3 separate regions of the Mus musculus genome follow, and all the other regions are linked to region 1. The links are chromatin loops, found by intact Hi-C in ENCODE. Cell type or tissue: left cerebral cortex. All regions are shown on one strand.

Region 1 (2,500 bases):
TCCCCACCATCCTCCCCCCTCCCCCCAACTCCAAGATGCTACCAGATTTCTGGGATTTTTTTTTTTTTTGGTCATCTTAAGAAATAATTTTTACCATATGTTGAATCTACAGTTTGAGCTGGCAGGGCCCTCGGTAGTGTTTGTGGGAACTGCTTAGCATGTGCCTGCCATCTGGTGGGTGAGAGGGAATGGGCAGGTCCAGCCACCCTCTGGCTGCTAGCATAGGATTTCCTGGGCAACAGGGATCAACCTTAGGGCGAAGAAACCCTTACAGTCGGTATAACTTAGGAGGAGATCACAGCCTGGCCAAGCTAGTGAGTCGCAGGGGTTCAGGGAAGGGAAGAATTTTTGAAATTTTTGCTGCAGTATTTATCGATAGGAAGCGGGGTTTGGAAAGAGGCTTCTTGTGTATATGCAAAACGCCTTCCTGGAAGCCTTGGGCTTTCCCTAGTGGGGATTTCACGGGCAACTCAGACACTTAACAAGGTGCTAGTGGGAACCTCTCAGCCTTAGCGTTATCAACAGCCACTCCCCCACCCCCATCCCCCGGCCTGGGGTCAGCTGCCCTGGAAACCGCTCCCTCCGTGCTCCTCCATGGTAAGGTGGGACTAATTCTTCGTGTACTTGCTGCTTAAGATTAGCTTAAGATTTTGCGCTCTAAAACCTTGGGTCTCATTGGACTCCTTTGATCATTCCAGACTTTTTTTCAAAAAGACCAGGCAAGAAGGAGTTTTAACAAAAAACATATTCATATCCCCCGCCCCTCTCATAAGGGATAGTGGGCTGGGCCGTGACCAAAGAACAACCTCTAACCTCTCTTCTTCCTAAATAAGACTTTACTACTTTCCCAAAGCTCATTGAATGCCCAAGGCGGACAACTTGTCCCTAGTCACCCATGTTTGCTCTTCCTGAAAGGTTACCCCATGAGTACAGGCTCCCTACATGTTCCCAAGCTCCGAGTAATGAACTAAGGAAATGACCCCTGAATGTATAGTCAAAGCAGGCTCTAGGCAAGGCCGCAGCTCTTGGTGTAGGAGTTATCATCCAAGTAATTTACCAGCCTGTGTAGATCAGAGTTTACAAAGTTAGAGCATCCCATGGCAGGGATCGAAAGTCTGGTCTTTCACATTGTGCAGTATACAGTACAGTGCCCTCTAGTGGGCGACACAGATGTAGCCTCCCTTTCTTCCATTGAGTGAGAACATTTTTCAATGGTTAGGGGACATTTAGTATTCACTAACCTTGAGTGGGAGGAGTTTCCCCATATTTTGCTTTACCCAGAATGCTCCAGTAAGCCTCAGGAGAATGGATGCATCGGATATACGTAAGAAAGTAAGGTATTAGAAAGTAAAGTCATTCGGATATTTGCAAGCCTGAAGCAGGGAAAAAGCTGTGAATACTGTGACTTCAAAGTTAGCCTGGGCTACACTGACTTATCCTGTCTAAAAGCAAAACACAGAGAATGAACAAAAACAAAGGGAAAAGCCGTATTTCATTGTATAGATCAAGAATTAAGACACGGGCTGGTGAGATGGCTCTGAGTTCAAATCCCAACAACCACATGGTCGCTCACAACTATCTGTAATGGGGTCAGGTCCCCTCTTCTGGCTTGCAGGCATACATGTATACATAATAAATAAATCTTTAAAAAAATTAAGACACACAGTGACTCAAGCCAAGTTGTAGAGTCCTGTGGGGTGTGGGGGTGTATGTGTATGCATGAGTGAGGCATTCACACTTTCTGGAACACTGTATACATTTCATGAGGCACCATGGACCCGGATTTAGACAGTCTCCTGACCTCTCTCAGCCTTTTCTTCTCTGCTTGTTTTTGTTTTTTGTTTGTTTATTTGTAGACAGGGTTTCTCTGTGAAGTTCTGCCTGTCCTGGAACTTGCTTTGAAGACCAAGGATCTCGGACTCTGAGATCCGCCTGTCTCTGCCTCCTGAGTGCTGGGATTAAAGACATGCACCACTACCCCCACTCCCAACACGCCTTTTCTTCTCTGTAAAACGAAGAAAGGTTGTTGGAAGGATTGTACATGGCCTGGGTAAAAGATCTAACAAGGCACCCACTCAACAAACGGTGGTTATTATTAACGACAGTCACACTGTGTTGTAAAAGACAAAGAGAAACAGGCACAAGGAGGCAAACCAGGATTGTGAGGTGTTCTGGGGAGTCAGGCATGCTGTGGCTGCAGATTGGAGGGAAGGGAGAACACACCAGGTGGAGGGAGCATCTGGAGCTGGGGGAGCACCTGGAGCTGGGGGAGCATCTGGAGCTGGGGGAGCACCTGGAGCTGGGGGAGCATCTGGAGCTGGGGGAACACCTGGAGCTGGGGGAGCACCTGGAGCTGGGGGAGCACCTGGAGCTGGGGGAGCATCTGGAGCTGGGGGAGCACCTGGAGCTGGGGGAGCACCTGGAGCTGAGGGAGAACGTGGCCTCTCTTGCCAGCTTCACTGACAGCTAGTGAGGTTCCTTTTCTACCCAGCATATGTTT
Region 2 (2,500 bases), 420 kb after region 1:
AGGTGAAGAACACATTGGAGAACTAAATTCCAGTTTGGGCAGCCTGAGAAGATCCAGTGGAGCAGAGAGAGATGGCTCAATGGGCAGAGGTGCTTGCTCCCAAGCTTCCACCATGTGGGTCCCAGGGATCGACCAGAGTTCGATCCCTGGGACCCACATGGTGGAAGGAGAGAACTACCTCCCTAAAGCTGTCCTCTAATCCCCACGTGTGCGGCGTGGTATGTGCATCTGTGCATGTACACATAGTGGAGGTCATGTGCAGAGCTCCCGGCCCCACTCCATACAGATTCACACTCTACCTCTTCCCCCTCCCCAATGATACTGGATGGGCTGCTGGATGCTCTCTCTGTATTGAGTTTATCCAGGCGGTAGGGCATGGTACTCTTTACAAATGTCTCCATGGAGCATCTGAGGTTACAGCTAGATCTTCATGTAAATGTCACTGTCCCGAGGCAAGGCCAGAATGTGGTATGGCACAAAGGCTTCCTGAGTTAGTCTGGCTCCTGAGCAGGTGGGCAGGATCCTGCCCCTCCTGTCACCTTGGTCTGGGGCCATGTAATCTCCCAGGATGTCCCTTCCCATTTCCACTGTCTCTTTCTGAGGATTCTTCCCTCCCTGCCCAGCTCTTTGATTTCTCTGTTCTCTGAAAACAGAACAAACTGAGTTCATTCTTTCCTCTCCACCCTTTTCTCTTCACCTCTTCTATTCTATTGAAAACACAAGCTAAGTTTCGGTCTTTACTGTATTAACAGATTGAATGCCTCGGTATAACTGGATTTAGTGCCATGGGAAGTACAAGGAACTTTTTAGAGGTGAATTTTGGGTAGGAGGTATGAGAACAACCCCCCCCCCCCCCCGTAGACCAGCAACATAACTTACCAGGCTGCTATGAGTGACTTACATCTGTAGCAAACTCTGAGGCTAGCCCTGGGTCACTTTCTCCTCTCTATCTGGCATTTAGCTTCATCTTTTAAATGAAATGGAAGGATAGTGGCCGTTATTAACTCAACTGAATGTCCTGGCACATGGTACCTGTGCCAGCGAGATGGCCAAGCCAGTGTGGCCTGAGTTCATTCTGCAGGACTCACACTGTGGAAGGAGGAAACAGACTCTGGCAAGTTGCCCTCTGACATCCACAGGCATGCCCATGGTACATGCATGCCTGCACACATACATGCAAGATAAAATAACGTCGTAATTTGTAAAAGACATGCCTATGAAATAATATATATGTGAATGCTTTGAAAAGCGGAGTTGTTGTCACTATGGGCAAGTGTTGAAACAAAGCATGTATAAAATGAACTGGTGGCATTGAGAGATTCTTTCAGGGTCTAAATCATCTTCCCTAATAGCTTTCTACATGTAGTTAAAGCTCAAACAGGATTGGATGGGTGAATATTTAAATACTTGACTGCTTGTTTCTAGTCCCAGTTCCCTTTTCACACCGGCACTACTGCCCCCTGCTGGTCAGTAGCAGCATTACAGTGCAGCAAGTCCCTAGCTGGGTTGTCTCCTCAGCCTGTTGCCTGGGCTCCCTGAGCTGGCTCCTTTGCATGGGTCTGTGGCCGACCGTCACTCACAGCCTTCCTTCCTTCCTTCCTCTTCCCTCTCCATCTCATTCCCCGTCTCCATCTGCCCCTGCAGCACTGCCAGTAACTCCAACCGCAGCACGCCAGCCTGCTCTCCCATCCTCCGGAAGCGGTCCCGCTCACCAACACCACAGAACCAGGACGGAGACACCATGGTGGAGAAGGGCTCAGATCACTCCTCGGACAAGTCCCCGTCCACCCCGGAGCAGGGTGTGCAACGCAGTTGCTCCTCACAGTCTGGTCGGAGCGGTGGTAAAAATTCCAAGGTGAGCAGACGATGCTGGGGACTTGGCAGCCTTTGTTAGCTGGTCGCAGGAAGCTACTGGGTACTCATGTGACCGAACAGCCCCGTGTCTATGTGATGAAGTCAGGACAGGTCAGCGTCAGCAGGGGAGACTCTTGATGAATTGATTCCTGGTTAATCATTCAGGGAGGGTCCCGAGTCATGCGCCCCTTCTCCACCCCGCTCCCCATCTCTCGGTAAGCATCTAAGGAACTTCAAGACCCTTGAGATATGGAGGAAGCTCTGGTGAGCAGGAGGTGTCGCCTTTATAATCCTTCGTTAAATTTGGCCCTTTGAACTGGCAAAGGAACGTTATTTGGGACAAGTGTATTGCCAGGAAGAGCGAGTTCAGGGAAGCTTCCGGAGGGCTATTTTTAACCTCCTCCTTGGCCATCACCCCGCCTTACCTTTGTCCCAGCCCATGCCCTACTCATCTTGCAGAGAGGATAGTCACAGGACTTTTCCTTCCCTCTCAAGCTTGTCTTGGGCTCCTGATCCAAGGATTAGCATAGAGGCCTCCCTCACATGGTTAAGGTTCCCCAGAGTTCTCCTTCGATCCCCAGGCCTCTGGCAATCAAGAGGTGCCTCTACTCAGGTGCTCCTAAACCAACGGGAGTCGCAGGGCTTG
Region 3 (2,500 bases), 250 kb after region 1:
ATTGCTTCCTCTGCCAGGAAGCCGAGAGGACTGGAGGCTAGTGCTGAGCCAGCCTTCTCCTTTTCTCTTTTTATCCTGCCTGTGGTCCCAGTCTAGGGTGTCAGGATGAGTCTTCCTTCCTCAGATAAAGCTCTTTAGACGCACCCTTGCAGAAATGCCCAGAGATATGACTCCAAAGTAACTAAATCTGATCAAATGGACAATGAAGATTAACCACCACAGCTGTCACCTGCTTTTTGTATTATAATCATCCTAGAGGGTGTATGGTGCATCTCACTGTGGTTTTGATTTCTATTTCCCAATGGCTACTGATGTTCACTATCTTTCTATGTGCTTATTGGCCACCCCCTTCTTTAGAGAAATTCAGACCTTCTGTTTCACTGTTTTTTTGTCTATTTATTGGGCAGTTCTAAGGGTTATTCTTTTTGTTGTCATTATTTTATTTTATTTTACTTTACTTTATTTTATTTTATCAGTTGACTGTGCTTGGCTTAACATGATACAGAATTCCAGTTGGGATCCAACCACCAGCTCAGTTCTTTGCTTACTCTTTGTGCTTCTTTCCCTGTTCTTTTGATGAGGTCGCTCTTGGTAGTCTCTTGCCCTCCTAGCAGCTTATGCGTGTGGCTGCTTTCTGGTGCCTCTCACCTCCCTCCCTACCTCACCTCCCTCCTGGCTCAGTGCCTAAAGTTCAGTGTGGTTTCTATGCGGTCTTTTAAGGTGTCACAGCAACGATGGGCTCTTGTTCTCTTTATGTGAACCCCGTCTATCTTGCCTGCCTTCCTCCAGGCAAATTCACACATACTTAACGATGCTTCTTATTTTTTTAAAAAACATTTTTTTCCTCTTCCTATAGATAGAACTTCTGAGGTTTCCATGGGAACCCCTGGTCCAAGAGGTAGGGGATTCTTGAGTAGAGGTGAGACGAGCAAGTGTTGCTCATTCTGTGGGACTCTAAGAGTGTCTCGTTCACTCTTCTTCCCACTCTCTCTTCTGCCCTTTCCAGGGTGGTTTTTTAGATCAGCTTCTGGAGTCCCCGAGTCTCTTAGAACTGAACAGATGGTGATGACAATGGCCCCAAGAGCCAAAGCTTTACAAGGATGCTGCTGTTGCTGAGTAGATGCCTGGCAGCCTCATGAAACCTCAAATCTGGTGTGTTTCATAGGAAAAGGCCCAGCCATGTTTTTCCTTTTGTTATGAGGCATGCTCTGGTTAGAAGAGTCGCACCTCAAGCACCTCCACAGCCTTCATTTTCCTGGACTGAGATGGGAAGGCCTGGAAGTCATCCCAGGTGCACTTTGCCTATCGGTGGAACTGAATCTAAGCCAATGCTTTAGTGAATCCAGGTGCTTTTCTCCGGTGTTGGGCTATTGTGCAAGACTAGTCTCGAAACCTTAACAGACATGCAGACCTCTGGAGATAAACCCAAATCCATCAGACCTTGAACTGTGACCAGAATGGAATCCCCGTATAAGTTACTTTTCTCATTGCTGTGACCAAATACCTGGCAAGAGGCAACATAAAGAAGGAGGAAAAGAAGGAAGGGGGAAAGGAAAGATAGGAGGAAGGGAGGGAAGGAGGTTGGGGAGAGAGAGAAGGGAAGAAGGAAGGCGGGCAAGAAGGAAGAGCTTACTAGGGCTGGCAGTTTGAGAGGCACAGCTTATCACTGTTGGGGAGAGCATGGTGCCAAGGGCACGAGGCAGCTGCCCACACTGTGTCCACAGCAAGGAATCAAAAGGAGATGAAGGTCGGTGCTCAGGTCACTTCCTCTCTTTTGTTCAGCTTAGGACCTCAGCCCTGGTAAGGTACCTCTCACGTGCTTCCTTCTTCAGGTAAACATCTCTGTAAACACTCATGGGCGCAACTGGGGTTCAAGTCCAGTTGAGATGAGAGTGAGGGCTACCAATCAAAATCTCCCCCCCCCCCCGTTTTGGAAATGTGTTATGTGTTGAGTGAAGTCCTTTTGGGAAAATTATGTTAGCATCCACAGACCTTCAAAACCCAGAGTAAATCTGGAGATGGGTTTGTGAGTGGGGCTTGGTATGGAGGGTCCCCTCAACAGAGAAAAGGAATGCAGAGTCCATATAAGTTTTCCAACCAAGCCAGACACCCAGAACTAAATGTTGACTAGATCTAACGTCCAAGGGGCAGTGTGGGCACTGCTGACTCTGGAGTAGATTTGATCTGGCTCTAACTAGAAAATCACATTCCTGAGATTTCAGGCCATTCTTTGTAATGCTCTGGACCAACTCAAGGAGAGTGGGGCAAAACTGAGATTCACGAGTGCCAGTTCTTTGTATGGTTGGCAGGCTTCATGCATGCATAAAAAAAATGCTGGTGCCTTAGGGCTGGAACATCATTTGTAGTTTAGAGGCTAACGTGGGTTGAACGGGTCCCATGCGGCTGAGATGTCTCAGCAAAGACACTAAGAGATGAGATATACATGGAGCGCAACCTGTGCAGACATACCAAAAGAGCCATATCTTGGGACTATGATACT

The links. Hi-C counts contacts between places; a loop is a spot of excess contacts. Peaks named below come from ENCODE experiments on the same cell type or tissue, not always from the same donor. Only the 100,000 strongest peaks of a DNase experiment are listed, where the experiment ranks them.
Region 2: a loop joins it to region 1, with 2.1 times the contacts of the local background. A loop is called at or near these places in 2 of 42 quality-filtered maps.
Region 3: a loop joins it to region 1, with 3 times the contacts of the local background. A loop is called at or near these places in 2 of 42 quality-filtered maps.

Annotation. Positions count from the first base shown.
Region 1 is chr9:40,755,190-40,757,689 of GRCm38, reverse strand. The region is part of intron 1 of Clmp (CXADR-like membrane protein); the gene reads right to left. Among named protein-coding and RNA genes, the nearest start is that of Hspa8, 45 kb to the left of the region's middle. In left cerebral cortex, a CTCF peak has its summit at 1,145 (motif pointing left); DNase peaks (open chromatin) are centred at 166 and 1,146; H3K4me3 peaks cover 879 bases; H3K27ac peaks cover 1,107 bases.
Region 2 is chr9:40,332,800-40,335,299 of GRCm38, reverse strand. Gramd1b (GRAM domain containing 1B) reads left to right here. Exons shown (of 20, transcript NM_172768.2): 3 at 1,645-1,855. 1700110K17Rik (RIKEN cDNA 1700110K17 gene) reads right to left here and starts at 1,828. Exons shown (of 3, transcript NR_040728.1): 1 at 1,713-1,828. In left cerebral cortex, a CTCF peak has its summit at 1,474 (motif pointing left); DNase peaks (open chromatin) are centred at 1,462 and 1,778; H3K27ac peaks cover 1,631 bases.
Region 3 is chr9:40,504,281-40,506,780 of GRCm38, reverse strand. It overlaps a transcript of Gramd1b not described here. Among named protein-coding and RNA genes, the nearest start is that of Gm35177, 42 kb to the left of the region's middle. In left cerebral cortex, no CTCF peak of the experiment used is centred here; a DNase peak (open chromatin) is centred at 1,017; H3K27ac peaks cover 1,538 bases.